3 separate regions of the Homo sapiens genome follow, and all the other regions are linked to region 1. A link is a loop called in an ENCODE intact Hi-C map of the cell type or tissue named here. Cell type or tissue: Calu3. All regions are shown on one strand. Each heading gives the region's core, and the rest is flanking DNA. Links, peaks and the distances in the headings are about the cores only.

Evidence for each region. A loop is a pair of places that touch in the nucleus more often than their neighbours do. Peaks named below come from ENCODE experiments on the same cell type or tissue, not always from the same donor. Only the 100,000 strongest peaks of a DNase experiment are listed, where the experiment ranks them.
Region 2: it touches region 1 in a loop (6-fold over the local background); 8 of 110 quality-filtered maps call a loop at or near these places.
Region 3: it touches region 1 in a loop (4-fold over the local background); 32 of 110 quality-filtered maps call a loop at or near these places.

What each region holds. Positions count from the first base shown.
Region 1 is chr4:77,459,991-77,470,682 of GRCh38, reverse strand. No RefSeq gene overlaps it. Among named protein-coding and RNA genes, the nearest start is that of CXCL13, 140 kb to the left of the region's middle. In Calu3, for the core only: no CTCF peak of the experiment used is centred there; a DNase peak (open chromatin) is centred at 5,182.
Region 2 is chr4:77,692,173-77,702,864 of GRCh38, reverse strand. No RefSeq gene overlaps it. Among named protein-coding and RNA genes, the nearest start is that of CXCL13, 92 kb to the right of the region's middle. In Calu3, for the core only: a CTCF peak has its summit at 4,394 (motif pointing right); DNase peaks (open chromatin) are centred at 4,364 and 6,884.
Region 3 is chr4:77,613,144-77,623,835 of GRCh38, reverse strand. No RefSeq gene overlaps it. Among named protein-coding and RNA genes, the nearest start is that of CXCL13, 13 kb to the right of the region's middle. RefSeq lists a silencer at 4,966-5,065. In Calu3, for the core only: a CTCF peak has its summit at 4,979 (motif pointing right); DNase peaks (open chromatin) are centred at 4,255 and 5,005.

The sequences.
Region 1 (10,692 bases), core at 1,879-9,878:
TCAGGCTGCAGTTTATTAACCCATCCCCATCTGCACAGCCCCTACCCCCAGATTACTGTGTATCACGTAACAACCAGGATAGGGTCTTCATTGCCAGGTTGGAAGTAAGCAATTCAGTCCCTAAACCCTATCTTGCTTTCTCATACCACTCTTAGGACCAGTTATGTCTGTTCAGGTACTCCAGGAAACAGATGCTGAGATGAAATTAGTAGTGTAAGAGACTTGTTAGGGGATAACATCTATAAAAAATAAAGGGGGAGAAAGCAGGATGGGGTGGCTTGGAAAGCTTTTGGACCATGCTACATACCTGATAGTATCTTGGTGAACCTCAGAAAGCTCTGGAGCAAAGATTACCCACCAGAGGAGTTCCTACTTGGTCAAAATGGCCAGGCAGGCCCTAGCATCCCAACCATACTACCTCACTGGCTGGGAGCTGCCCAGGGCACCACAGAGAGAAGGTCCGTCAACAGCTCTCCTCATAGCTCCACTGCAAGCCCTTTCTTGAAAGGGAATCTGAGCAAGGTATCTCCATGGTTGCCTCAGGGTGCCAGTTTCTTAAGGCAATCTCCCTCAGGCTCTGAATCAGAGCTGAGTTCCGACAAACTCTAGATCAGCTTATATGTTCCTTACAACCAAGGCAAAAGCCACTCTTTAAAAGAATGAGAAAAGTGCAGTTGCACACAGCAGCAACGACAGCATAGGCACCAGGATTGTCTCCTACAAGATCGCAAAGATTAGAAAAAAGCCCCATCAATGGAGGAATCATGACAAGGCCCAAATAGAAAGAATGCAAGGTATGTTAGAGATTGATTTTCTTATTCCTTCACTAGTGGAGGAAACTTAAAACACTGGATGTAAGTTCCTGAAGTCAACAATTATCTTCATCTCTGGTCTTCTCTTTCCACATCAACTGAACACTGCTTTGCTATGGCTTTGTAGATTATGTACTTTTCTCTCACTCACTTTTTGGAATTATAGGAGTTTTTTCTGTGTAACTCAAACCTCCTGAACCTAGGGCCTGTGTCTTAGTTTGGGTCCCTATCTTAGTCTGTTTAGGCTGCAACAAAATACCATAAACTGGGTGGTTTACAGACAACAGAAATTTATGTCTAAGTTTTGGAGGCTGGAAGTCTAAGATCAAAGTGCTGATAGGCTCAGAGTCTGGTGAAGGCTTGTGTCCTGGTGCATAGCTGTCTTTTCACCATGTTCTCACATGTTGGAAGCGGTGCCTGAGCTTCCTCGGGCTTCTTTCATAAGGGCACTAATCCGATTCGTGAGGGCTCTGCTTTCATGACCTAATCATCTCCTAAAGGCCCCACCTCCTTATATCATCACCTTCAGGATTAGGATTTCAACATAAATTCTGGAGAAACACAAACATTCAGATCATAGCAGCCTCCTAAAAGCAGAGACTAAGATAAGAATTTGGGATTGCCTCCTACATAAACTGCCTGTGCCCAGGAACCAGGAGTGAAAAAGAAGTGAAACAGGGAAGGAGAAAGAGTCAATGTAAGGCACATTATTGAAATCTGCACTCCAGCTTTTCACTCTTGAGGAGGGGTCTGTATGCTTCTCAGACTTTTCACAAATAGTAACTCCTCAGCTCTTCCAGGCTGCACATAGAAAAGAGCATGGATTGGTAAAAGTCAAGCCCATCAGAAAAGCCAGTGTGAGCCTGGGGAGCACACTGCAAGGATGAAGTGGGAGGTAAATGTCTACATGTCTACTACGGGCCTGGCTGAAGCCACAGGTGGCTGAGGGGATACAATGTGGTCATACAATGGGTCAATTTGACCTAAACTCTAAGTATTCAAAATATGTCATTCCTTTGGGTTAAAGCCATTGCCTTTAAATAAAACACTATGGTCAATGGTGCACATAAGGGATAACACATTGATCTGGATATGAGCTGCTCCAACAGCTTAAGAAATTCAGAGGAAGTTCAATAGTTTAGCGAGTCAAGGGATAACTGAGAACATGGTATTATGAAAGCAAAACATTAGACACCATTGAATACATAGGGCTTTCTTATTTATTTTTTTTAAGAGACAAGGTCTCACTAGGTTGCCCAGGCTGGTCTCGAACTCCTGGGCTCAAGCAATCCTCCCACAGAGCTGGAATTACAGATGTGAGCCACTACACCCCGTCTATATATAGGACTTTTCATGGTTACCACTGGGATGCCCCCAAAGACCTCGTTAGCCACTAATCCCATGACAACTGAAAAGTTATTCATGGCCTTGGATTCCAATTCTTTTGTCTCACGATCTGGTTCCCTCCTTAGTGCTGGCTTCTCTCCTAGACGTTTTTCCGTTTTCCTGCTATCCATCTGACTCGGAAGCAAAGATATCTAAGAAGGCCAACATTAGCCTTGAACCTTGACATTAGGAGAAATCAGTGCCCACAATAGACAGTGCAATATTTTGCATAGACAAAAAATGATTCATGTTCTGCAGTTGGGTGTCTGGAAGGGTCTTGACACAGAACAACCAAGCTAGTAGGGGAGATGGAGTGCCACCTTCTTCAGTCCCATCACCCTGTACAAGGTTCTGAATGGATGTGACAGGGCAGGTTGGTTCACCTTGGTGCCCTTATCACCATCAGGTACCTTCTTACAAAGGAGTCTTCCAGAAAGGATTTACTTATTTTTAAAACTCCTATAGCTTAATGTGTGAGCCTACAGGACCTGAAAGAGTATGCAGTTGTAATTTCTGCTTACATAAACTTGATTGTGTGGTGGTGTCTGAACAAAGTTCACTAGACTAAATCAGTACTCCTAGAATCCAGAGCTGGTCCAACTCTCAGATCTGAGTTACCTTGGGCAAGTAATTTACTTGTATGCTCTAGGGAAGCTCAGCAATGATACATGTCCTATTAGGTATTGATTATCAAATGCAATTATAGAAAAACCTATTAATAAGTATAAACCACTTATCTAGTAAGTCATTTTCTTAGATGTTTTCACTTCTATGCAAATCACCAAAGTTCACTGTGTGTGTGTGCCATTAATAGTACCAAAGTTGCTATGGAAATGCAGACTCGGGTTTTCCTTCTGTGTCACATAGTATTGTGTCCAGAATTGGTGGGTTCTTGGTTTCACTGACTTCAAGAATGAAGCTGCAGACCCTCGTGGTGAGTGTTACAGTTCTTAAAGGCGGCGTGTCCGGAGTTTGTTCCCTCTGATGTTCAGATGTGTTTGGAGTTTCTTCCTTCTAGTGGGTTCGTGGTCTCACTGGCTCCAGGAGTGAAGCTGCAGACCTTCGCAGTGAGTGTTGAATCCAAAGAGTGAGTAGCAGCAAGATTTATTGCAAAAAGTGAAAGAACAAAGCTCCCACAGTGTGGAAGGGGACCCGAGGGGGTTGCCACTGCTGGCTCAGGCAGCCTACTTTTATTGTCTTATCTGGCCCCACCCACATCCTGCTGATTGGTCCATTTTACAGAGAGCCAATTGGTCTGTTTTACAGAGAGCTGATTGGTCCATTTTGACAGGGTGCTGATTGGTGCGTTTACAATCCCTGAGCTAGACACAAAAGTTCTCCACGTCCCCACTAGATTAGCTAGATACAGAGTGTCGATTGGCGTATTTACAAACCCTGAGCTAGACACAGAGTGCTGATTGGTGCATTTACAAACCTTGAGCTAGATACAGAGTGCTGATTGGTGCATTCACAATCCCTTAGCTAGACATAAAGGTTCTCCAAGTCCCCAAAGGATTAACTAGATACAGAATGCCAATTGGTGCATTCACAAACCCTGAGCTAGACACAGGGTGCTGATTGGTGTGTTTACAAACCTTGAGCTAGATACAGAGTGCTGATTGGTGTATTTACAATCCTTAGCTAGACATAAAGGTTCTCCAAGTCCCCACCAGACTCAGGAGCCCAGCTGGCTTCACCCAGTGGATCCTGCCCGGGGCCACAGGTGGAGCTGCCTGCCAGTCCCATGCCATCTGCCTGCACTCCTCAGCTCTTGGGTGGTCCATGGGACTGGGCACCATGGAGCAGGGAGCCGCACTCCTCGGGGAGGCTCCGGCTGCACAGGAGCCCACAGCAGGGCAGGGGGAGGCTCAGGCATGGTGGGCTGCAGGTCCCAAGCCCTGCCCTGCGAGGAGACAGCTAAGGCCCAGTGAGAAATCGAGCACAGCAGCTGCTGGCCCAGGTGCTAAGCCCCTCACTGCCAGGGGCTTGTGGGCTGGCCAGCCACTCCAAGTGTGGGGCCTGCCGAGCCCACACCCTCCTGGAACTTGCGCTGGCCCGCAAGCACCGTGTGCAGCCCTGGTTCCCATCGGCACCTCTCCCTCCAGACCTCTCAGCAAGCTGAGGGAGCTGGCTCTGGCCTTGGCCAGCCCAGAAAGGGGCTCCCACAGTGCAGTGGTGGGCTGAAGGGCTCCTCAAGCATGGCCAGAGTGGGCGCCAAGGCCGAGGAGGTGCTGAGACCAAGCAAGGGCTGTGAGGGCTGCCAGCATGCTGTCACCTCTCAGTATCTTATCTCATAAAAGCCCTTCCTCCCATTTCCATTCTAGTGGACCCCAAAGCAGTTCATATAAGCCATGGATCATCATACTTTTGGCAAGATAGCAGGGTCCAAAGTGGGACCCATCCAGTGGATCATGGAGCTATTTACCACTGTCAGGAACACCTCTCCCAAGGCAGCTAAAGAGGTCAGATGCCTTAACCAGAAAGCAGAGACTCAAGCAAGTCGGGGTCATCTGTGTATTGCTCACCTGCTTCCAGCTTTGTTATCTCAGCATGTTTTTGGAGCATAAATTGTGTAGTGAAGGTCAACAGAGCCATAACTGCTGGTGTTCTGAAAGGCAATCTCTACAATTTCCTCACTGACAGAACTTGTCTTTCCTCTGGTCTCCTTGAGGTTAGTTCTCTTCTAAGACCTGCACCTGTTGGTCAAAGTCTTGCTTCTCCTCTGGATTGTCATTGCTCTTTTACCTTTCAGCATCTCCTCCCCATCTAATTCATTTCTGCTCATCAGTCTCTGATCATGCCAGTTAGCTGAGCCTGGCCATTATCCTCTCAATAACTATGTTTACCAACATCTGTAGAACCCAGATGTCCTTCTACTACTTCTTTAGTCACTGCTGTTGTGTCTCCCCAGAAAGCCCTCCCAGAAGCTTCCCAGTATGGCTCCATCCAAGCCAAGCTGCCGCAAAGCTCAGGGTTCTACTGTATGATTACACGCTGCCATCTCCTGGCCAAAGCACTGAACTTGGGCCCAGTGGGTCTGGCCCCACAGCTTGACCTTGGTTTTAATTATGTGCTGTCCCCATCCACTCTGCCAGCTAGGATTAGAGAGATGTTCATGACTACCCACAGCTCATAAGGCACAGAAGAATTTAGAGAATTAGCTGATAGTATTGTCCTGTTGGCCCATCTAAAGAACACACCTCCCTCAGAATCCAAACACCTCCCTCATAAAGGAAAATCAGCTCTGGAATCCTAGATCTCATTTTGTCTTCAGCATAGCTGGTCAAATAAATCACCTGAAAGGGATATTTAAAAAGTACTGCCTTAATTTTGGGTGCTTGTCTTCACTGGGCTTCTAAGCAACAGTCTCTCCTGGTAACCAGGATTAACTTGGGTTTCTACACAGTAGCTTTGGAATTCAATTTCTAGTGGATGACTGCATGAGTAAAAAACAGTCTTCTGTTGAGTTGCTAATCCATTTGGTCGATGAACTCCAGCATACATAAAGCCTCCCTTCCCAAATGACATATTCAATGTTTCTACCAAGGCTAAGCAGCAGAGACCAAACATGCTAACTATCCATTCTAGTCTAAGTTCTAAGCCAGCTGACCCTTTAGATGTTATCCTCTCCTATTCTTCATTCCCAGACCTTAATGGCTCATGAATGGAGCTGGCTCTTGCCAGCAACATTTGCCAGGATCTGTAGAATACCAACTCTACTTTAAGAATTTCCTTAGGCGAGGGATTCCATTCCAAGATGGCTGAATAGGAAGAGCTCCGGTCCGCAGCTCCCAGTGTGATTGATGCAGAAGATGGGATTTCTGCATTTCCAACTGAGGTACCTGGTTCACCTCATTGGGACTGGTTGGAAAGTGGATGCAGCCCACAGAGGGTGAGCCAAAACAGGGCGGGGCATCGTCTCACTCAGGAAGCACAAGGGGTTGGGGGATTTCCCTTTCCTAGCCAAGGGAAGCTGTGACAGACAGTACCTGGAAAATTGGGACACTCCCACCCAAATACTGCACTTTTCCAATGGTCTTAGCAAATGGCACACCAGGAGATTATATCCCATGCCTGGCTTGGCAGGTCCCACACTAACGGACCCTTGCTCACTGCTAGTGCAGCAGTCTGAGATCAACCTGCATTGCAGCAGCCTGGTGGGGGGAGGGGCATCTGCCATTGCTGAGCCTTGAGTAGGTAAACAAAGCAGGCCAGGGAAGCTTGAACTGGGCGGAGCCCACTACAGCTCAGAAAGGCCAGTTGCCTCTGTAGATTCCACCTCTAGGGGCAGGGCATAGCTGAACAAAAGGCAGTAGAAACTTCTGCAGAATTAAATGTCCCTGTCTGACAGCTCTGAAGAGAACAGTGGTTCTCCCAACAAGGTGTTTGAGCTCTGAAAACGGACAGACTGCCTCCTTAAGTGGGTCCCTGACCCCCATGTAGCCTAACTGGGAGACACTTCCTAGTAGGGGCCTTCTGACACCTCATACAGATGGGTGCCCCTCTGGGACAAAGCTTCCAGAGAAAGGACCAGGCAGCAATATTTGCTGTTCTGCAGCCTCTGCTGGTGATACCCAGGCAAACAGGGTCTGGAGTGGACCTCCAGCAAACTCCAACAGACCTGCAGCTGAGGGACCTGACTGTTAGAAGGAAAACTAACAAACAGAAAGAAATAGCATCAACATCAACAAAAAAGACATCCACATCAAAACCCCTTCTGTAGGTCACCAACATCAAAGACCAAAGGAAGATAAAACCACAAAGATGGGGAGAAACCAGAGCAGAAAAGCTGAAAATTCTAAAAACCAGAGTGCCTCTTCTCCTCCAAAGGATCACTCCTCCTCACCAGCAATGGAACAAAGCTGGACAGAGAATGACTTTGATGAGCTGACAGAAGTAGGCCTCAGAAGGTTGGTAATAACAAACTTCTCCGAGCTAAACGAGGATGTTCGAACCCATGGCAAGGAAGCTAAAAACCTTGAAAAAAGATTACATGAATTGCTAACTACAGTAAACAGTGTAGAAAAGACCTTAAATGACCTGATGGAGCTTAAAACCATGGCACGCAAACTACATGACACATGCACAAGCTTCAATAGCCAATTCGATGAAGTGGAAGTAAGGGTATTAGTGATTGAAGATCAAATTAATGAAATAAAGTTAGAAGAGAAGTTTAGAGAAAAAAGAGTAAAAATAAATGAACAAAGCCTACAAGAAATATGGGACTATGTGAAAAGACCAAATCTACGTCTGATTGGTGTACCTGAAAGTGACAGGGAGAATGGAACCAAGATGGAAAACACTCTTCAGGATATTATCCAGGAGAACTTCCCCAACCAAGCAAGGCAGGCCAACATTCAAATTCAGGAAATATAGAGAACACCACAGAGATACTCCTCCAGAAGAGCAACCCCAAGAAACATAATTGTCAGATTCACGAAGTTTGAAATGAAGGAAAAAATGTTAAGGGCAGCCAGAGAGAAAGGGTTATCCACAAAGGGAAGCCCATATGACTAACAGCGGCTCTCTCGGCAGAAACTCTACAAGCCAGAAGAGAGTGGGGGCCAATATTCAACATTCTTAAAGAAAAGAATTTTCAACCCAAAATTTCATATCCAGCAAAGTAAGCTTCATAAGTACAGGAGAAATAAAATCCTTTACAGACAAGCAAATGCTGAGAGATTTTGTCACCACCAGTCTTGCCTTACAAGAGCTCCTGAAGGAAGCACTAAACATGGAAAGGAAAAACTGGTACCAGCCACTGCAAAAACATGCCAAATTGTAAAGACCATTGATGCTAGGAAGAAACTGCATCAACTAATGGGCAAAATAACCAGCAAACATCATAATGAGAGGATCAAATTCACACATAACAATATTAACCTTAAATGTAAATGGGCTAAATGCCCCAATTAAAAGACATAGACTGGTAAATTGGATAGAGTCAAGACCCATCTGTGTGCTGTATTCAGGAGACCCATCTCATGTGCACAGACACACAGAGGCTCAAAATAAAGGATTGGAGGAAGATCTACCAAGTAAATGGAAAGCAAAAAAACAAAACAAAACGAAACAAAAGCAGGGGTTGCAATCCTAGTCTCTGATAAAACGGACTTTAAACAAAAAAAGAGCAAAAGAGACAAAGAAGGCCATTACATAATGGTAAAGGGATCAATTCAACAAGAAGATCTAACTATCCTAAATATATATGCACCCAATACAGGAGCACCCAGATTCATAAAGCAAGTCCTATGAGACCTACAAAGAGACTTAGACTCCCACACAATAATAATGGGAGACTTTAACACCCCATGGTCAATATTAGACAGATCAATGAGACAGAAGGTTAACAAGGTTATCCAGGACTTGAACTCAGCTCTGCACCAAGCAGACTTAATAGACATCTACAGAACTCTCCACCCCAAATCACGAGAATATACATTCTTCTCAGTACCACATCATGCTTATTCCAAAATTGACCACATATTTGGAAGTAAAGCACTCCTCAGCAAATGTGAAAGAACGAAATCACAACGAACTGTCTCTCAGACCAAGTGCAATCAAATTAGAACTCAGGATTAAGAAACTCACTCAAAACTGCACAACCACATGGAAACTGAACAACCTGCTCCTAAATGACTACTGGTTAAATAACGAAATGAAGGCAGAAATAAAGATGTTCTTTGAAACTAATGAGAACAAACACACAATGTACCAGAATATCTGGGACACATTTAAAGCAGTGTGTAGAGGGAAATTTATAGCACTAAATGCCCACAAGAGAAAGCTTGAAAGATCTAAAATTGACATCCTAACATCACAATTAAAAGAACTAGAGAAGCAAGAACAAACAAATTCAAAAGCTAGCAGAAGGCAAGAAATAACTAAGATCAGAGCAGAACTGAAGGAGACAGAGACTCAAAAAAAACCCTTCAAAAAATAGCTGGTTTTTTGAAAAGATCAACAAAATTGATAGACCACTAGCAAGACTAGTAAAGGATAAAATAGACAAGAATCAAATAGACATAATAAAAAACGATAAAGGGGATATCACCACCGATCCCACAGAAATACAAACTGCCATCAGAGAATACTATAATCACCTGTACACAAATAAACTAGAAAATCTAGAAGAAATGGATAAATTCCTCGACACATACACCCTCCCAAGACTAAACCAGGAAGAAGTTGAATCTCTGAATAATAGGCTCTGAAATTGAGGCAATAATTAATAGTCTACCAACCAAAAAAAGTCCAGGACCAGATGGATTCACAGCTGAATTCTACCAGAGGTACAAAGAGGAGCTGGTACCATTCCTTCTGAAACTATTCCAACAATAGAAAAAGAGGGAGTCCTCCCTAACTCATTTTATGAGGCCAGCATCATCCTGATACCAAAGCCTGGCAGAGACACAACAAAAAAAGAGAATTTTAGACCAATATCCCTGATGAATATCAATGTGAATATCCTCAATAAAATACTGGCAACCCAAATCCAGCAGCACATCAAAAAGCTTATCCACCATGATCAATTGGGCTTCATCCCTGGGATGCAAGGCTGATTCAACATACAAAAATCAATAAACATAATCCATCACATACACAGAACCAATGACAAAAACCACATGATTATCTCAATAGATGCAGAAAAGGCCTTCGACAAAATTCAAGAGCTCTTCATGCTAAAAACTCTCAATAAACTAGGTATTGATGGAATGTATCTCAAAATAATAAGAGCTATTTATGACAAACCCACAGCCAATATCATACTGAATGGGCAAAACCTGGAAGATTCCCTTGGAAAACTGGTGCAAGACAGGGATGCCCTCTCTCACCTCTCCTATTCAACACAGTGTTGGAAGTTCTGGCCAGGGAAATCAGGCAAGAGAAAGAAATAAAGGGTATTCAGTTGGGAAAAGAGGAAGTCAAATTGTCCCTGTTTGGAAATGACATGATTGTATATTTAGAAAACCCCACTGTCTCAGCCCAAAATCTCCCTAAGCTGATAAGCAACTTCAGCAAAGTCTCAGGATACAAAATCAATGTGCAAAAATCACAAGCATTCCTATACACCAATAACAGACAAACAGAGAGCCAAATCATGGGTGAACTCCCATTCACAATTGCTACAAAGAGAATAAAATACCTAGGAATCCAACTTACAAGGGATGTGAAGGACCTCTTCAAGGAGAACTACAAACCACTGCTCAACAAAATAAAATAGTACACAAACAAATGGAAGAACATTCCATGCTCATGGATAGGAAGAATCAATATTGTGAAAATGGCCATACTACCCAAGGCAATTTATAGATTCAATGCCATCCCCATCAAGCTACCAATGACTTTCTTCACAGAATTGGAAAAAACTACTTTAAAGTTCATATAGAACCAAAAAAGAGCCCAAATTGCCAAGACATTCCTAAGCCAAAAGAACGAAGCTGGAGGCATCACGTTACCTGACTTCAAACTATACTACAAGGCTACAGTAACC
Region 2 (10,692 bases), core at 1,394-9,393, 230 kb before region 1:
AATATGTGTTTATGGACCAAGAAAAATGGTCATAATATAGCATTAAGGAAAAAAAAAGTTAGGCCAGTGATGGTTTAAAAGTAATGGACAGAAGGTTTCTGAAATTCTATTTTGAAGTTTTAATGTTTAAAAAATGTTTTTATCAAGTATGTGTATGATATATATAAATAAACTAGGACTAGAAGAAATGTAACTTCTAATTTTCTTATCTGGACCAATTTACTTATTTGGCATAACTGAACAACAGCTCAACTCTTAACATAATTGAGCCTCTTTTATTCTGCAGAAAGTTTGATTCCATTACCCTCTCACCTTGAAAGAAGGGAAATAGTTTGATACTGAAGGAAAGGGAGGAGTCTACCCTTGTCCTTTGTTTCCCTCATCATACACTTAGTCTTTAAACTCTCTTTACCTGGAGAGACGCATTTTAGTGGAGTAATGAATCCAGAAACCAGAGATGGACTGTCTATTCCCAGATATCAAATTAATGATCTTGGTCCTTTTTTTCCTCTACCTTTCTATAATGCTCAGCCATGATAAGCATCCATTTCTTTTGAAAAGTCTCTGTTCTCTTGGCTTCTGTGAAACTTCAGAAGATTTGAAGATAATGTAGGAAAAATAATTTATATCTTGTTCATTTTCTCTGTCCACTGGTCTTGAATTATTTCAAGCATCAGCCCTACTTGCTTTCTTTCCTTTTCATTTTTTCCATCCATTATTCCTATTTAGATGACTCCCTAATGTCTGTCTCCACTCCTAATCTCTTTTAGTTCTCTATTTCTAACTGCCTCTTGGGAAATTCTTGGGCACACCTAATTTCACTATCTTTGAAACTAAATGAATCGTTCATCATTAGTCTTGTTCCTCCTCTTGTGTTTCTTAGGTGGGGTGAGTAAAAGATTCCAATCAAGACTAGTTTAAAGTTTGAGGAGCCATGGAAAGAAAGATCAGTCAAGACCACTAGGACTTGAGAACTCCTATCTTTCTCCTCTCCATTTTATTCAGTACAGACCCATTATTACTAATTTAAGTTGCACAAAAGGCTATCAACAGTCTATTTACTGTGCTCTTTTATAGTTTTATTAATTTTATGGAACTGACATAAGTTCACCACTAATCTCAGTCTCTCATTCCTGTTTATGCGTTAGGCTCTTAAGTTTCCCAAATTCAACTTCTTTCATCTTGTAGATATTCAGGAACTTAATCCATGGTGACATGGTGGTATACATGTGTGTTTGTGCTATAAGGGAATAGGGTATTGCTATATAATCAAGTGTGGGAACTCATAAAATGGAAAACTTATCAAGAAATTAATTGAATCTGCACCTCTCCTCTGTACTCTTCCCAAATTCCAAGCTACAGTGGATGGGCAGAGTTATGAACCTATAATTGTCCTCCCTTTTTCTCTAATATTATCTAGAGTTATTCCTTGATCTGATTACGTTCTGAATACAAATGGAATGACTGGAAATGGCTCTTTGTATAACAGGACTGAACTGTGTTTTGAACACCTGCTGCCTAAATACATATTAAAGAGGCTCCTCCAAGTAGATGCCAGTGTCCATCAGTAAAAATACTCAGCTGTCTGGTGGGACAAGTGTTAGGTCACGTGGGCTCTCAGCAACTATCACCATATGCTGAAAATAAATGCCAGAAAAAGAAATAAGAATTTTTTTTTAGCATGTATGGCAAAGGCCTGAGAGTAACCTCCATTATGGTTTTGGGAAGCAAACAATATTTTTGTGCCCATTTTCTGGAATTAGGCAATTATTATACAAAATTATGATCTTGCCTGTCTGAAACTACAGTGGTAGGACTGTCACCTTCCAATGGAATTGTGTATTCAGGGGCCACCAGTTTTTCTTTAGTGACAGTGACCTGTGTACTTTCAGGGACATAGGGAGGAGAGCCCTGGTGAAAAGATAAAATGGGAGAAGTATTTGCTCTATTCTGCTGTTCTATTCCCCTTATCTGTGACTCAAAGAGGTGCCAAGAAAAGAGTCTGAGATGACTTTGGGAAGAAAGAGAGGGCAGAAGAGAGGGAAATAAAAGGGTTGATTTTTTATGGGGGTGGCATTGAAGAATTGCTAATAGAAGAAAGAGTTACAGGAGCTGGTGGAAGCAATAAAATTGTTTAGGCTACCCGTTGGCTGTGGGTTTATGTTGTTAACATGCTGTACCTAGAGCAGAGTATTATATTGGCATTGACTTGTTACTACTATAAATATCTGGAAATGTCTTCTAAACTAATAGCAGTTGTTTTCCTATCTTTTAAAAAATATATACGTAGGAAAAAAAATGTTTGGATAAAAGTACATCAAGAAGGTTACTACTTGTAAATTATTTCTTATATTCTGTTTTTTTCTCACTTAAGTATTTTTCCAGGTTAACACATATATGTCAAAACCACAGAATATTATGAAGCCATTCAAAATGATTTGGTTGTGCTATTATATGGCTTAATTTTGTATTTATTGGATATTTAAGTTGTTTCTAATATTTTCCTATTGTATATCACTGAAACATAAATGTACTAGAATTTTTCCTTTTTAATATCAAAACTTACTTTGCTAATGTTTAGAATCAGTGGAATTACAGGGGAGCATTTAGGTAACGTGTGACTTACCAAGCTACATGTGGAAGCTTGAGTTTCTAATCTACCTCCACCATTCAAGTCCAGGGAGCAAGAGGGTTAAACTCCTAGCAGATGGTGCTGCTGCTAATGCTGCTGCTGACTGAGCATGTCAGGAATTTAAAGAGTTGCTTAAACAGGGTTAATATATGGCCTGTGGGAAGACAGCTGTTGTGTAGCAGAATTACAGGTCAGGAGGTTAGCCACATTTCCCTGAAAACAGAGGACTCGCCAGAGTCAGAATCAGTGAAAGCCATTTAGGGAAAGGAAAAAGCAGAAAGGTTCTATTTAAGGGAGCAGTTGAATGAGAGGGTAGAAAGTGCTAGGGTAGAACAGAATAACTACCAAATATAGAGGGGAATGGGGGAATGAAAGGAGACAGAAACAAGCATAGCAGAACACTGCCCCTACAGCCTCCACTCTGGAGATGCAGAGAGAGGCCGTACCACCAGCCCATTTCCCAGTTCCAGGGTTCGTTGTCTTATGCTTTCACCAGTATAGGGATGTGAGTTGGGAGAGCTCTGATCCTGCCAGGCTATTAGACGTTTAACATGGCTAATTGGCCCTGTAAGAGGACACAATGGGATGCTACCAAGTTGGAAAAAAAAATTAGCCTCTTGGAATTAAAATCTCATCAAGTAGCTGATATCTAATGCAGTCCAAATTCTGCAAACACCTTGAGGGTCTATTCTTAGTGAAGCACTGTGAAAGGGTATTACGGAGGTTTGAAATTTAAAAATGTGAAACACCCATCTCAGCTCTCAGGTAGTTTATTATATAATACAAGGGTGATGAACAGAGGAATTAGATAAACCCATGACTGTAATACAAGGTGACTAAGAAAACTGCTACCGAGAAAGTGGCAGGAGGGTCAAAAACAAGAGAGAGACCAGGACTGGTGAAGAAAACAGTGAATGTTTCCAAAGGATGTAGGCAAATATTACAAAGATGTAGGAGGGCATTACACGTGAAAGTGATCACATAATCACAGGCACTGAGTGACTAGTCTATCCCTCATACATGTTCATTTTAAAGTACTCTGAGGTTTCCTTCTTTTTTTTTTTTTTTTTTTGACAGAGTTGCCCAGGCTGGAGTATGGTGGCACGATCTCCACTCACTGCAACCTCTGCCTCCAGGGTTCAAGCGATTCTCATGTCTCAGCCTCCCAGGAAGCTGGGATTACAAGTGTGCGCCACCATGCCTGGATAATTTTTGTATTTTTAGTAGAGACAGGGTTTCGCCATGTTGGCCAGGCTGGTTTCGAACTCCTGACCTCAAGTGATCTGCCAGCCTTGGCCTCCCAAAGAGCTGGGATTACAGGTGTGACCCACCGTGCCAAGCCTAACCTGAAATTTCTTTATGGAATAAGTCAGTCTTTCCTCATATTCGATTTCTGGCATAAATGGGTATTCAATAAATATATTTTGAATATTTGAAGACCCCAGTTTTTATATTGGCCTATAGAATGATATAAGGAAAGACCATAGACTTTAATGCTAGATAGATATGGGTTCAAATTTCAATACATTTTCTCGCTGTGTGACCTTGAACACAGTACTCATTCTCTGAGCGGTTTCCTTATCTATAAAAATGAGGAATATAAGGATGGACTTTGCAAAGTTGTCGTAAGGATTAAGGAGGAAGACATGTTCATACACTTGCTTGGTAAGAGCTAGTGTTCTGCTTTCCCTTGCCTTCACCCTTGCCCTGACCGAGTCTGTGTAGCTGCTTGCCACTTCCTTGGTAACACCAGAGGGCAACATCGTCCCATTCTTATATCAAAGTTTTTCAGGAGTGAATGCTTCTTTGCAGACAGATTTTTTTAAATGCTTCAGCAAGGGAGGAAATAGAAACTCCATGCTCCTGAATGTGAATAGGGCGATAAGGGCTAAGCCCTGGAAAGACTTTGGAGCAGCTGCTGTGTTCCTCTGTGGGCAACAGCTATGGGCAGACGCTGTTGGAAGGCACTCCTTGTGCCGTCTATTTCTGCCAGCTGGGTTAAGAGGACTTCTCGTGCTAACAGAACCTTAAACTGGGAATCTAAATCAATCGGCTTGTTTACTACTAGAAAACCATTGTGCTTGTGTGATATATCTGAAAAGCCTGCTGGAATGTGTTTGCCAGAGTCTCATTACTATGGTGACTATGTATTCTAGTTAGCCTGGGACAGTCCTGGTTTATGCCTGTGGTCCCAGAGTAATTATTAGTGCCCTCTTTTACACTCAAAGTATCTCAGTTTTCAGGATAAGTTACATGGCCATCCTAGTCAGAACATTAAAAGGGATACTCACTAACAGTAAGGATCTGACGTAGCAAGAGTCCTCTGGTCGGTCTGGTTAAGACCGTGCATGGGCTTTGGAATCAGAAAGTGACATCTGGGTTAAAAACCCTGCTCTATCTGTGTGTCATTGGCAAGTTAGTTAACTTCTTTAAGCCTGTTTCCTGATGTATAGATTAGGGACAACAGAACATGAATGCACTGTCTCATTTAATCCTCCTAGTGAAAATGCTTACATGAGGCTCTGGGACAGTGATACATGGTTGCTACCCCTGGTATTATTTTTAAGATTTGCTGTAAGATTCAGGCTGTCACCTTAGCTGTATTGATTGGATCTCTGGATTTGAGGGAGTTGAGGGCAAGAGTGAAATGAATTGCACAAGGTTACAGAAACAATTATTGAATTGCTCAAGGTTAGAGCCAAAAAGAGCACCCACACCCATCTCTCTGTCTAGTGCACCAAGGTGGTTGCTGTTTCTGTGGAGATAATTCAAGGTTAAAGATGTGACCCAATGTCTATCCTGAAGCCTTTAGCAAATACTGGGCACAGTATTATTCTGAAGCATAGAGGAGAATAGACATCTGACTATTCTACTGCATTATTCTTTTCATTTTATTGCAAAATGTTTTATGTATGAATAAAAATAACCTTGTCATGAACACCAGAAAATGCACCCCTATTAAATCCTAACATTACTCCATACTTTTTTTTCAAAGAAATTAAATGTCAATGTCATATTCTATTCATCTTATCTGTCCCTATCTTCCCCTTCCAACAAGAGAATACAATAAAAATGTTTCAATAAGGAAAAATAGAAATTAAATGTCACATACAATTAAGACCTCCTATGTACCCCTCTTGTATAGACTTTTCCCTTATTAGATAATATTTTAACAGGTTTTTAAACTTAATTTAAATGGTGTCATACTATATCCCTCTGCAACTTTTTTTTCGTGTTGCTTAATATGTTATCGAGATTTATCCATGCTGGTAAGTGTGGTATACTATTACATTATATGAATATTCTGCAGCTCATTTACTCATTTTCCTTTTCATAGATGTTTTCATTGGTTCCAGTTTTCTGTAATTATGAACGATGCTGCAATGAGCATCCTTATGCATAAGACTCTCATACATGTAAGAGTTTCAGTATGGGTTATAGCCACAAGTGGACTTGCAGGGTCTTGGAGTATTAGTATCTTTGACTTTACTCAAACTGCCAATTTTTGCCAAATATTACCAAAAATTCTCCAAAGTGGTTGTTCCAATTTTCATTGTATTTAAGTTTTTTTTTCCCAGATGAAAATATATTATTTAGTTAAAAAAAGAATATGGGCCATAGTTATTCCAGCAACCAAAGAACAGAAAAACACACTCGTTGTAAAGTATATGCACTTTTAAGAGGTAGGGAAATGAATATTTATTGGATGTCTACTATGGGCTGGGCCCTAAGCTAAGTGATTTACATTTGCTTTTTAATTAATCCCATTACCTATCTGTCACCAAATCCTCTTAATTCTGCCTCGAAAAATCTCTTCTTTTCCCTTTTACTCTTTCCTTAAGAATTTTATTTTTTGCAGAAACACAGATGACACTTGCTGAGTTAAACCAACTGATCTTGCTTCTAGTCTTTGTCCTTGCCAATTTATCCCTTGCAGTCTTAGAACAATCTTCCTAAAGGTGTAAATGGGATCTTGTCACTCCCTTTGGTGGAAACTTTTTAGACTTTTCCATCGACTAGAGGATAAACTTCCAACTTTTTGGTTGGGGCCAGATTTTGAAAGATTTTGCTCTCCAACTTCACCTCATTCCTACTCTTTTACGCTTCATTATCCTGCACAACTGATGGACTAGTTCCCCACATAGGCTGTGTACATTTCAAACTGAAAAAAGCGTAAGCAAAGCTGTGGAAGTTTGAATGTTCTTTCCATCACCCCCCACCTCAGGCAGATTTACCACATCATAGGGCTTTGAGTGATTCATTCTGTCTGGAGTAGGGAAGGGAGGAGTGTTGGGATGGCTTGCTAGAGAAAGGAAGGGTGATTCAGCTATTTGTCATGAATAGGGAGACCACATAACTTAACTTATATTTAACATGTAACTTAACTGGGACACCTTTGAAAGAGGGAGGTTAAAATAATAAAAATTATGTAATTTTTTGAATGTATTAACTGTGTAACATATTGGCATTGTTACATTGGTCTGTAATAGAACTATCTTATAGTTCTATTTTAAAACTCTTTGCAATAAAGTATCATATACTTATGTACATTAGTTCAAAATATTACAGCTACAAAAACCAAGTAAATTTATCTTTAATATTGACATTTTAAACTGAAGTTACAATAGCATTCACAATGATGAGAACTATTTCACTTTTGTCAGAGTGAACTTCAAACCTCAATTTGCTGCAGCAGATGAAAACAATGAGCTATTATTGGACTTAACCTAACTGACTTTCTCTTTGAAGCATCTGAAGACTTAGATATAAAACTGGCATCATTTAACACTTTGAAAAGTTCTTCTGCTAATGGAGCCAACACATCGACAGTTCTCACTTCATTTTTGTACATGCAAAGAGCACTTGGAATTGAAAATGAACGAAATAATGTAGAAGTTTGCTCTAAATGAAAAGTCATGTTTCACTGGGGGATATGTTAGCCCTGAATTCTGAAGCTGCATATCTTAAGTTGGTTTCTTTGGGTGTAGTCTTTATATAGTAACTACTAACTTTCTTTTTATTAAAGGAAGTACCTTGTCTTATTTCTTAGTAAACACCCTATTGAAGTGTAATTCACCTACTTCACATAAAACTGCATAAATTATAAGTATAGAGCTCAATGAACAACCTTGGATCAAAAGATAGAACATTGATAGCACCCATTCTCCCACTGTTATATACACCCCCTCCCCAAGGGGAATTGTTATCCTGGCACCAGGCACCATCTTGTAGTGCTGCCTACTTTTGAACTTCATATAAATGGAATCATACATTATGTATTTTTCTTGCTTCTGGCTCCTTTTCCTTAATATTATATTTGTGAAATTCACCCATGTTGCATATGGCAGGAGTTTATTTCTTTTCTTTGCTATAAAGTATTCCTTTGTGGGAATGCTACAATGTATGTAGCCATTCTACTACATTTCTACTATTTATTTCCAGTTCTGGGCTATTATGAAAAATGTCATTATGAATACTGTTGTACCATTTGGGGGGTGCATATATACTCATTTTTGTTGAGTATATGCCTAGAAGTGGAATTGTTGGGTCATATGTTTCTCAAAAGAAGACATACAAATGGCCAACAGGATACAGTTGATCCTTAACAATCCTGGTTTGAACTATGCAGTTCTACTTATATGTGAATTTTGTGGGTTCCACAGGGCTGACTGTGGGACTTGAGTATGCTCACATTTTGGTATTAAAGGAGGTCCTGGAACCAATAGCCTGAGTATATCTAGGAATGACTGTTCATGAAAAAGTGCTCAACATTAATTATTAGAGAAATACAAATTAAAACCACAATAAGATGATCTCACTTCTGCTAGAATGGCTATCATCAAAAACATGAAAGATAAGTGTTGTCAAGGACTTGGAGAAAGGGAACCCTTTTACCCTGTTCTTGGGAATGTAAATTAGTACAGCCATTTTGGAAAAAAGTATGGAGGTTCCTAAAAAATTTAAAAACAAAATTACCATATAATCCAGCAATCCCACTTCTGAGTATTTGCTCCAAAAGTTTGAAATCAGTTTGTCAAAGAGACATCTGCACTCTCATGTTCATTGCAGTACTATTTACAATAGCCAAGTTTGGAATCAACCTAAACGTCTACCAACAGATGAATGAATAAAGAAAACATGGTAGGCTGGGCATGGCAGCTCATTCCTGTAATCAGCAGTTTGGGAGGCCAAGGTGGGGGAATCACTTGAAGTCAGGTGTTTGAGACCAGACTGGGCAACAAAGCGAGACCCAGTCTATGTAAAATATAAAATACAAAAAATTAGCTCAGCATCATGGCATGCATCTGAAGTCCCAGCTACTCAGGAAGCCAAGGCAAGAGAATTGCTTGAGCCCAGCAGTTTGAGGCTGCAGTGAGCTATAATCATGCCACTGCACTCCAGTCTGGGCAACAGAGTGAGACCTTATCTCAGAAAAAAATAGAAAAGAAACTGTCGCCTGTATACATAATGGAATAATATTCAGTCTTAAAAAAGAAAAGAAATGCTGTGATTTGTGACAACATGAATGTAATTGGAGGCCATTATTCTAAGTGAAATAATTCAGGCACAGAAAGACATATACTGCATGATCTTAGTTATAGGTAGAATCTAAAATAATTGAACTAATAGAAGCAGAGAGTAGAATATGATAATATGGTTCTGTGGTACAAAGGCTGGGGCATGGGGAGAATGGGGAGATGTTGGTCAAAGGGTACAAAATCTCAGACAAGAGGAATTACTTTTTGAAGATCTATTGCACAGCATGATGAATATAGTTACAGTATTTTACATTTTGAAATTGCTAAGAGTAAATTTGAAATGTTCTCACCACAAAAAATATTAAGAATTTGAGATGATAAATATTTAACTATATTAATTATTCTACATTGTTTTGCATCATTTTGTGTCCCATTGGTTATATTATACAAATTACATACATTTATACAATTATAAATTGTCAATTTACAATTAGAAAAAAGAATTGCTGAGTCATAGAGTAGGCCTATGTTCAACTTTAATCGATCCTACAAAACAGACACTATGCATCTGGATTGCTCCAGGTCTATTTCCCACACGCATTTCACCTGTAATTTCTCAGGTCTCCTTTCTGGAGGCCTGCTAGTTTCAGGCATCTCACATGCTGGGGAACGGGCCACTGCATAATTGGCTAATACACCATGTGGCCATTGAGGGCAGCATCATGAAATAGTTCACTCTTCTGATTTCTCTACAGAGAAGGGGTAAGCCAAAGAAGTGGGGCGTGGTGAGCAAGATAGGTACTGGTAAATAAGAATGTGTCTGGAGACTAGTTATCTCCTTTCCTAGTGGGATATACTTGCTGCCACTGGGCTTGATGATTCGCTTTTACCTGAGGAGGGGAAATATCAGGAAAGTGGTCTGAGACAGTGTGTGGCAATGCCAGGCCAGGTAGGAAATGTGTGTTTCCAAATAGGTACAGAAGATGGATCTAGCCTATGCTCATACATACACTCCAGAATTGGAACCACAGAGCATAGTTGAGATTTGGGGTCGTAGGTTTGCTGTTCCAGTGTGGAGAAAAAGGGTATGCACATCAGAGGAATATAGTACGAGGAACCAAGCTGGAAGATGTGGCTGAGTCTCTCAAGAGACTGCCAAATCCTAGGGAAGCTACTTGGGATAAATACCTCATTAATGAGCCGGTTAGGGCACTGGCTCCCCACACCATGTCTATTACTATGTCTATCGTGGCTTCATCAGTGGCGATTACCACGAGAAAGGGAACATCAGCATTGCCTGGACTGTCCCATAACCAGACAACCTCTTTTCTCACCCTTCTGAGTTGGAATTAGGAGGATGAAAACTGCAGGAAAGGAGGGTGTGGTGTGAAAGAGCCACCACACTCCATTCGTACTCCCCTAAGCTAAGTCTAATTGCATGGGAGGAAAGGGGAGCCTTGATCAACTGATTCAAGTTTTAAAATAAACAGAACTGAGTTTTAAGCACAGACATTATGTTTTAATAACTGAAAGGGACAGCAAGTTATAGACTAGGACTGAGATCGCATTAGGGATCCTGCT
Region 3 (10,692 bases), core at 834-8,833, 150 kb before region 1:
GCTGTTTTATTTATTTAAAAGGCCACTCATTCTTTTAAGCAGAGACCTGGTGAAGAGCTGGGCCCCTGTGCTAAGGTTAAGGGGTTAATAGTGGTCGCTGCCTTCCCTGTTCTTCTGAGGTCCTGCAAATTTTGCAGAAGGTGAGGGAGTTGCTCTTACAGGCGGGGTGTTGGTAACAAACAAAATGCCCCCACAAATTTCCAATGAGTGACAGCATTTGGTGGCTCTGGCCTAGAGATGTGAGAAGCATCCCCTAATGTGCAGGAGAGTCAGGCGCCAGGAATAAAAATGCCCACAGTGTCCTGTTGAGAAGCCACAAGAGGCTATTCCTTGAGTCTTTCCACTTTCCACCTCCTATAAAGGAAAAGCATTATAGGTACATAAAATCATCTATTGAGGGAGGTTGTGTGAGGAGAAAAAGAAACTAGAGATAATCCAAATTGTAGATGTCTATATATGTGGACAAGACACATGCTTAGTTTTTCCATATTTAGTTCCACACATAATTAGAGGACATTATGAAGACTTGGCTCTCCCCGTGAACTTTCCCCCTCCATAAGCTTATGCATGGCTATGAGTCAGAATGTAGCAAATTGTATTTCTTCCAAAATTTCTTAAGGCAAACGAAGAGATAATCTGTAAAGTAGAAGAATCCTTTATTCAGTTCTCACTGCTTGTTTATTTTGAGTTTAAAATAATAAAGCACATTAATTGGAAAGGACAATAAACATTGATGGTGAGGGTGAAGACAGCGAAGTGAGTGTAGAGAAGCCGCTATCCTGCTCTGAGACCTGGCAAGCATCCTTCTCATAGGGTAATTTAGTTTGTTTTTACAGATCGTATCAATCTGTAAAGTCTATGTTTTAGGGAAGATCACCCAACCAGTAACAAATCCCAGCAGGATAAAAAGGGTGCTAAGATGTAGTTATGTAGTTATGTAATTGTAGATCTAGTTATGCAGAACAAGAGACAAATTTTTAGTAAAGCCTAGATCATAGTTTGGAGAACATCAGGTTGCTAAAACATTTTCTCTGTTTTTGGAATACATTTGGCCTGCAAAATCATAAATCATAAAAAATAAATCATGAAAAGTTAGATTGGAATCAGAGATTTGATATGCTCTAGAACTTGGTTTGACTTTGCACTTGTGTATTTAATTAAGAGACAATAGACGCATATTAAGATGTTCCAGACCAAGTCCCTAAATGTGAGCATTTCCATGACTGAAAGAGAACTCTTTTTACAATTGTCAGTGAATTTAAGGTCTGAAGGGAACGTGAGTATAGAAAGGATTGTTAATATTTGCTTGAGTTCAGAATTAATGTTTAGTTTTAAAGTTTAGGTTTATCAATTTTACATTTTCATCAAGCTCAGCCTACTAATCTTACTCTAATGTTTATATAATATTAATAATCACTTTTACATGCTGTTTAATCAATGTTAATGAACTCCACCCAACGAATATAACTGTCTTTAAACAATCAGACTAATTTACAAATTTGCTTTAATACATTCTTTTCAAGATTTTAGAATAAATATCTTATTTCACTTTTGCTAGTTATTTCAAATGCTTATGCAAGACAAAATTACAACCCTAACAAGTCTTCCTGACCACGTATGAAAATCTTGTTAATCAAATACATAATATCATACATTTTTCATGTTGAGTTTTCTTAAACATTCCAATATCCTTAAAATTTATATTAAACTTTTTTGCTTAAACTCACAGTTAAATTAGTGATACACTTCAAACTGAAGTCATGTTTTCCTGAGAGACCAGATTCTTTTACACTTTATAAATACATGAATTTGATTTATTCCATCATCTGTAAATTTAATTCTGAATGACCTTGGCTTGTAAAGTCACTTCCCCAAGTAAGGAGCAGTCATTTACGTGGCCAGATGCAGTGGTGGAAATGAAGTGGATGGATCCCAGAGATATTAAGGAGGTGGGGAAATGAAATCACTCTTGGTGAATGATTTAAAAAGGGAGGTTGTTGTTGGTGGGGGGGTCAAGGATGACACAACAGCTTAATTTTAATGGATGGCAATACCAACATTTGCCTGGACAGGGAGTATTTAGGGGAGGGGAGGCTGTGGGAAGGGTAGGGATGTGAGTTTTAGGACCAGATAGTGCCTTAGCAATTGTCTATATCACTTCTCACCCAAAGGTAAGGGAGTTGAGACTCATAAATGGAGTGATTTCTTTTTAAGTAAGAAACCTTTTAATAAAATAAGCTTCTTTGATGTTACAGAGCTAGAGAGTGACACCAGGTTTCTCCTAGACTCACTTCCTTTTAGTATTTCTGTCTCAGAAATGGACAGGATGAAGTGGGATCCTGCTAGACATCATTCTCCTTGTCTTGCCAGTCCTAGAACACAAAAAAGCAAATAGGAAAAGCAAATAGAAACCTGCCAGTACTGGAACACTGAGAAGTAAACAGAAAAAGCAAACTAAAAAAATTGCTTCCAAGATTTTGCTCACAACCTGAGATGATACAAGAAAAGGACTTAAAAAAAAAAAAACAAAACAAAACAAAACCTAAGCTTATCAATCAAGCAGGTACAGAATATAAACAACAAACAAGTCATCATTTTGCCTTTAGTAAGATGCCACACCAACACACCACCAACTTCCCAGGTTGGATAAGAGCACGGGGCCAGATGTCAAAATTGTAAAGCTTGTCCTAAGGTGGCAGGACACAAGGAAGCATTTTTGTTGTTAATTGATGTTGCCTTTAGCATTGCCAAAAACCCCCTCAGATTTTGGCCAAGGCTTTCCCAGTTACACAAATGACTTACATTAAATGGGCTGGATGATCTTACTAGTCCCAGGTCCACACTGAGGTTGCAGTTCTGTTTTGAGGAAACTCCGGGGTGCAAAGCCAGAGCACGTGGACAATGGAGGGTGCCAACAAAGAGTTGGGATACTTCCTCAATTTTTATCTTCCTTGGAATTTTAGCTTTTGCTAGGAAAATACCTTCGTTCTTTACTTTGTGAAAAAAGAGACTTGGAGGAGACTTCAAGTTCCCTTCCAGTCAGTGGGATTTAGAATTGGCCAGAGTTTCCAGGAATCACAGGCCTTTGTAGAAAGTGGAACTGCCCTACCTGCCTTTCACATGTGCACCACGAGTCGGGGGGACATGGCCCAAGTGGCTGGGTGGGCTCCCTGAGGAATCAGCAGGTCCACATTCAAGAGTCTCCGTAAGAAGTACTTAGAAAAAAGTCTCTCTTTCATTAATTTCATAAGGGTAGTGGGATAATAAAAACAGTATACAAATAAGGAGGTTGTAAAAATGTTTGCTTTTAACAAAGAGGGAAAAAATAATAACTCCAGAGACTTAAATCTAGGTTAGATGAATTGCGGCAACATGAATCCTGCTAACCCCAGTTTACAACCTCATTGCAATTGCAGTTTTCAGATTCTCATTAACTTCAGTGAAAAGTGCATCTGCCTCTGAGTTATCTTAGGTGGGCGAATGTGGGGAGATGCTTTCATTAAAAAAAAAAAAAAAAAGATCTGCTGGATATTTCCAAACCGGAATTCATTGAAGTTGCTCCTAGGCAGGAAATTTATAAGTTGAAATTAGTGATAAAACATACAAGAATTTCCAAAGCTAAGCAAAATGCCCAGCAAAATTAAAAATGTCCTCTGTCCTTGTGGACACCATGATTGCTTATCAGGGATGTCCACCATTCTGCACTGATAAAAAGTGACCACTGCATATGAAATAGCTCCTTAATTGAAAGCGAGAGTCACTGTGCCTTTCTTTGCTTACTGGTATTTTTAATTTCTAGGAGGTGGGAGGTAGAAAGAGCAGAACATGCAAATAAAGCAAATGGAAAGACACAAAGCTGGGGCTCGTGATTCAGGCAAGAACGCTGTGTGAACTAACCTGCCATTTGTGATAAAGTACTTTAGAAATGTCAATTTTATTACTGAATAATGGGTCTCAGCATGACTGAACTCTTGGCAATTATTTTACATCTAATTTGGGATGATGCATAAAAGAAAATCGAGCACAGATTACTTTAGCTTGGCACCTGGCAGCTGATAATGAACTGGTATAGATTGTCTTGCTCAGAACAATAAAGTCTCTATCTGCTGCTAGTTTCAGCTGACATTGGGCTGGTAGCCACATTTCTTCTATTCCTCTCTTTGGTCTGTTCTGGAGGTCATATGATAAGCTGTGTTTGCTGGTTTTAGGTTTCATCTTCCTGGGTCAGTTCTAGGGTACACTGCATTACCATGTTTGATGTTTCCACATTACACCATTCACCACTGGATGCCAGCAGAGCACTGCGGCTTGAAGTCAAAGGGTTGGACATGACCATTTCTAGAAGGCCAGTGGAATGGCATCAGAAATTGAACAATCCTAATTTCCTGGCATTTATGAATCCCAGTAATGACCCCAAGTTAGCTGATTTGAAAATGAGTTTATTCTTAGTTCCATAAGGGCTAGATGTTATTTTCATCTGAACATTTAGAATAATGAGATTCAGAGAATTGAATATGTTAGTGAATCATAGCAGAACCAAATTTTGATTCAAAATCTTCTAACTTCTACTTCTTTTCCTTCTCCTTAGCTTGGGGGAAGACCTAACTTGAAGAATGAGGGCTTACCTGTGAAAATTGATTGTATATTGTCTTTTGGCAGTGAGGAGGTAGGGAGAAATGTAAAAGACAAAATATAAGGGAAAAAAGCTTCTCAGTGTTAGTTGCATATAAATCACTGTTTCTTGTTGAAATGTAGGTTCTGATTCCGATTCTCCAATGTTGCTGGTTGGGAGGCCGTACTTTAAGAGTGAAGACCGTGGAGTCCCGAGTCTGGGCACCGATAGAAAAGAATCACCTGATTTCCTTGTCCGCAATCCCTGGGAGACACTCTTCAGGGTCTGACTGAATGGAAAAGGAAGCAGGGAATCCGGTCCAACGTTAATGTCACCGCCCTCACTGCCCTCTTCAATTTGAACATGGTATTTCTGGCAGTAGCCACCAGAGGGTGCTAAAGAACCTCCTTGAAACGGCTGCAGAGCCCTGTGAGGTTACCAGACTGTTTCCACAAGACCTGTCCTGGGCTGGTCTTGGGGTTTGTGGGGAGGACAGTTTGTTCAGGAGTGGATGAGGAACAGAAGGGCCCCGAGACCACAGGTTGTGTCAGAGACAGAGCTGAGGCCCTCGCTGGGACTACCACTCAGAGATAAGCACAAGAATCAGGCCAAGGAGGCATCATTTGGGATCCTCATTCCTCTTGCCCCCCTTTGAGGGCAAAGGGTGTTAGTATACTTAAGGATGTTGTCCACTTAATAGAGAGAAAGGGCTAGATCAGGGATTTTCCCCTGGGGCTTCCAGCCCCACTCAAGTTAAGGGATATATTGAGATATTTATTTGATCTTTAGATTTCAAAGGGAGAGGCTGTTATCCAGATTTAAAAAAAAAATGCTTGAAAATAAAATTGATTGCCTGCCATAAGATAAGCAATTTTTTCAATAGTAGAATATGTGATAAAAATACACATCTTTAGCCTTCATTAACTTTTATTAAAAATTATAACAATTCATATTTGGCATAGCCATCAGTTGTACATGTAAAGTAATAAATGAGATCATGGTATTTGGAGTCGGTCTGTGGGATTCAAATATCAGAACTGACATTCATTAGCTGGGTGATACTGGGCAAATTCATTTACCTCTCTGAACCTTAGTTTCCTCATCTAACCTCTTCTGAATGGATTTGGCCAATGATGGGAGTCAGGGGGATGGAAAGCATGAATAGGAAATTGTAAGGTGGGAGGATGTAGAGGTAGAGACACTTATTTCCTCCAAGCCCTGTTCACACTCAGTTCTGTTCATGGCTGATGACTTGCTCGATTTGATAATGAATTTAATAATGTCAGCACTCTCGGATGCACAATAGTAGTTATAAAAATGTGGTTAGGTCCTACTCTCTCCTAGATAATATGGTAAAAAAATTATTTCCGGCCGGGCGCGGTGGCTCACGCCTGTAATCCCAACACTTTGGGAGGCCTGGGCGAGTGGATCACGAGGTCAGGAGATCAAGACCATCCTGGCTAACACGGTGAAATCCCGTCTCTACAAAAAAATACAAAAAAATTAGCCGGCCGTGGTGGCGGGCGCCTGTAGTCCCAGCTACTCAGGAGGCTGAGGCAGGAGAATGGCGTGAACCTGGGAGGCGGAGCTTGCAGTGAGCCGAGATCGCGCCACTGCACTCCAGCCTGGGCGACAGAGAGAGACTCCGTATCAAAAAAAAAAAAAAAAAAAAAAAAAAAAAAAAATCCTAAATATTCCAAACAACTTACATGCTGTTACAGTGTTTAAGCTATTTAATCAGTCCAGATGAGACTTGATGGCATCTTGGCCGATGACTCATTCAATGACTATGGCTCCTGTTGGGCAATCTGTCTTCCAAACTGCAGGTCTACAACAGCCTTCCATAACGCCATTTCCTCACCTTTCTTCTTCAGGCCTCGGAGTGGCTACTGGTCCCTAAGTGCCTCAATATTCCATTAACCCTGCCCACAGCTTTGAAATAGTTTCCTTCATTGCATTCTCTTCAAAGTTCCAGTTATGCATGCCTTCTATTTCCTATTGGTACCCTAAATGATATGGCATATAAGAATTTAATAAATATCAGTCACTTTAAATTTATCTTGAGAATGCATTCATATAGATTTAGCATTTTCCAGCAATATATGCTAGTGTCATAATGTCATGACATACTTTTAGTGGAGTTTAGCTTGGGGAGCTCAATGTTATATTAAATTTCAATGACAATTATCAGTTAATTCAAACCCACCAGCATGTTCAGATGCACATGATAGTTATAAAAATGTGGTTAGCTCCTACTCTTTCCTAGCCATGTATTCTAGATAATATAGTAAAAAAAATTATTTCCTAAATATTCCAAACAAATTACGTGCTGTACAAGATGCTTTTCATTCTGCACAAGAGTTGCTTATTGAGTATGTGGGACACCATGTGGGTTGCAAAGAAATAAAAGTCTGACTTACTGTCTCCAAGAAATTTTCAATCCAGTTATGAAAATAAGACAAATATGAAAAGTTATTTTCTTGAAGTATCTTAAATAGTAACAAATGAGACCGTTATAAGATATTCATTTATTCACTCATATATTTATCCAAAAAATACTTGAACTCCCACCATGTGCCAGGCCATAATCAATGCTAAGGATCTGAGGGTGAGCAAAACCAGGCACAGTTCTGGCCCTTATGAAGTTAATATCCTAATTGGAGACGGACGACCAATAGTCACGCTAACAATGGTATTATTAGTGACTGAGGTAAGTGCTTTCGAGGAAAAGAAAGAGTTACATGACAGCTTATCACAAGGAGATTAACCTAGGCACGGAAGGCTGTCCTGAGGAAGGGACCATTGAGCTTGGAACTGGAAGAAGTGTGACATTGTCAGACTTGCATTTTGAATGGATCACCTTAGCTGCTTTATGGAGGGAAGTCAGGGGGGTGGGGGAGGGTAGCTACTTTTTAAGCTATTTAATCAGTCCAGGTGAGACTTGATGGCATCTTGGTTGGCATAGGGAGGTAGTAAAGATGGAGAGTTGTGTACGAATTAGGAAGATATTTAGGGAAACGGATCAATGATGTTTTGCTATGGATTGGATACAGAACTGGTGGTGATAGAAAATAAATTTTGAAACGAGTCCTAGTTTTCCATCTTGCATAATGAAACAAATTGTGGAGCTTTCACAGATGTAGGAAATACTGGAATTGGACCAGATTGGAATTGGATCATGAATTTTGGTCCTTGACATTGAGTTTGAGGTACCTTTGCAAAATCCAAAGTGGAAATATAGCAGAGTCATTTGGATGGAATGGGATAGAGCTCCTTCCCACCCACCCAGAAGGTGGGGGCAAGTAAGACAGATTTGTAATGTAGATACAAAGATCTTAAACAAACACATGAAAACTATTCAGCATCATTAACCATTAGAGAAATACAGATTAGGACCACAAGAGATTAAACACCCACTAAAATGTCTAAAATTTAAAAGACCGATAATACCAAGGGCTGGTGAAGATGTGAAGCAACTGGAACTCTCACATATTGCTGATGGGAATGCAAAATGGTACATTTACTTTGGAAAACAGTTTAGCAGCTTCTTATAAAGTTAAACATCCACCTGCCACATGACCCAGCATGTCCACTTGCAGGTATTAATCCAAGAGAAACCAAAACGTATGTTCCCACAAAGACTTGTAGTAAATGTTAACAGCAGTTTTAATCATAATATCCCCAAACTGGAAACAACTCAACGGTCCATCAACTGGTAAGTGAATAAACAAGTTGTTGTATGTCCATACAATGAAATAATAGTAACAACAAGGAAGAAGCTAGTAATACATTCAACAAGATGATGAATCTCAAAACCATTATGCAAAGTGAAAGCAGCCAGACAAAAGGCCGTACCATTTATAGGACAGGCTGGAAAAGGCAGAAGTATAATAACAGAACAGGGGCTGGGGCTGTTCCTGCTAACTCACTGAATTGAACACTTAGACAGGGTCAATTTTACTGTCTGTAAACTATAACTTAATTAACCTGACATAAGAAAAGCGAGCTCCCTTGATGACTTTAATATTCTGTGCTGGCTGAACTATGCGTTCCAATTTTAGAACACCGAAATCACCTGGAGGTTTTGGGAGAGGTTTTTTCCCTTTTTTTTTTTTTTGCCTCAAGTGTTTACTGACACCAACCAAATCTCCAATTCTGTGATTCTCTTACACCAACTGGGTATCCAGCAATTCAATTCAGTTATAATACTATCTGTACTTAGTGTAGACCCCACAGGTTAAAGGCTCAGTCCCACAGATGCCAGCTGCACATAGGGTGCCCAGGCTATCTTCCTTTCTGCCCAGCCAACCACAAACTTAAGGGTTCCTAGGTCACCCTCCTCAGGTTTGATAATTTGCTATAATGACTCCCAGAACCCAGGAAAGTAGTACTATTTCCAGGGTATTATAAAAGATACAACTCAGGAACAAATGGAAGAGATGCACAGGGCAGGGTGAGGAGAGAGGGGCACAGAGCTTCCTTCCATGCCTGCTCCAGCTCACCACCGCCCCCCTACCTCGATGTTCTGGAATTTCTCTGAACCTTATTGTTTGGGGGTTTTTATATCAGTTTTCATTACACAGGCATGATTGATTAAATTATTGTCCATTGGTAATAAACTCAATTTCTAGCCCCTTTCCTCTCTCTAGAGGTGGTGGGGAGGGTGGGACAAAAGGTCCAACCCTCTAATCACATGGTTGGTTCTTCTGCCTGCCAACCCCCATCCTAAGGCTATCCCAGGGCCTGCCAATAGTCACCTCATTGCCACAAACTCAGATATGGTTAAAAGGGGCTCATTGTGAATAACGAGACACTCGCATCACTCAGGGAATTCCAAGGGTTTTAGGAGCTCTGTACTAGGAACCTGGGACAAAGACCAAATATAGTTATCTCTTGGTATCTTCAGGGGATTGGTTCCAGCCCCTTCCCCAAAACCCCAGAGGACACCAACATCTGAGAATGCTCAAGTCCCTTATATAAAAGAACAGTATTTGCATATGGCCTATGCACACTCTGCTGTGTACTGTACTTTAAATCATCTTTAAATTACAATATAAATTCTATGTAAATAGTTGTTATGCTGTATTTTTAGAATGTATATTTTTAAATTATTGTATTGTTATTTTGGTGGATTTTTTTTTCCCCCTCAAAGTAAGGCCAAGGCTGAGCCCTTCTGTTGGAGAAGCAGAATCTTTTCTTCCTGGGCCTCTGCTGGTTGGGTGGATGGGTTTGAGCAGCACTATTGATGGGTTTGTTACAGGTCCCCTGCATTCTGCTACTAGGAGATCCCTGTGCTGCTTGGCCCATGCACCTCCTTCATTCAGTTTCTCAGTGTTGAACATCCTGTTTTGGCCAGCATTACCTTATATTTTCCATTCAACTCTATTTTACTTTGATTTTTGATTAACTTGTGTGTGTGTGTGTGTGTGTGTGTGTGTGTGTGTGTGTGTAGAGTCATTTATCGCATGAATACTGCACTGCCCTACTCTTCCACAAGTCTTTCTTTCCAGACCCAAACCCACTCAGATCTGCAATAGCCCGCCTTTCCTCAGACACTCCAGGAACTGGTTCACAAGTTTCCTGCATCTATGAGTTCAGCTCTCTGTCTCAGACCAGGCTGAACATCCCCAAATCCACTCCGACTTTTGAGGAATGCATGCCTGTGTGGTAAGAAAAGCGAGTTTAGAAACCCTCACTGGCCCTGCTTTTGTTTCGCTTTCCACATTGGCCCACTGCCTTCACGCCACCCACCAGCTGCCCAGATCCCCCTGGGATTGGACAACACAGGATGAACGTCTCAATCCAGCGGAAGCCTGAACGTCCTGGAGCTCCCACCCTTCCCCTGGCTTTGATTGGCCCTGAAAAGGATAGTGGCCAAAGAAGTTGAAGTAAGAAATATGTTTAGGGAAGGGAAAACTTGAGGCAGTCTAGTGAAGTGATTAACAGCATTTGCTTAGGAGTCAGATGGCCCTGGGTTTGAGTTCTGATTTGTCTTTTCTAGTTATACGATTTGGGGCAAGTACATGCCTCAGTTTCTACTGATGATACCAACCTTCTATAGAGTCAGCACAGTACAATAG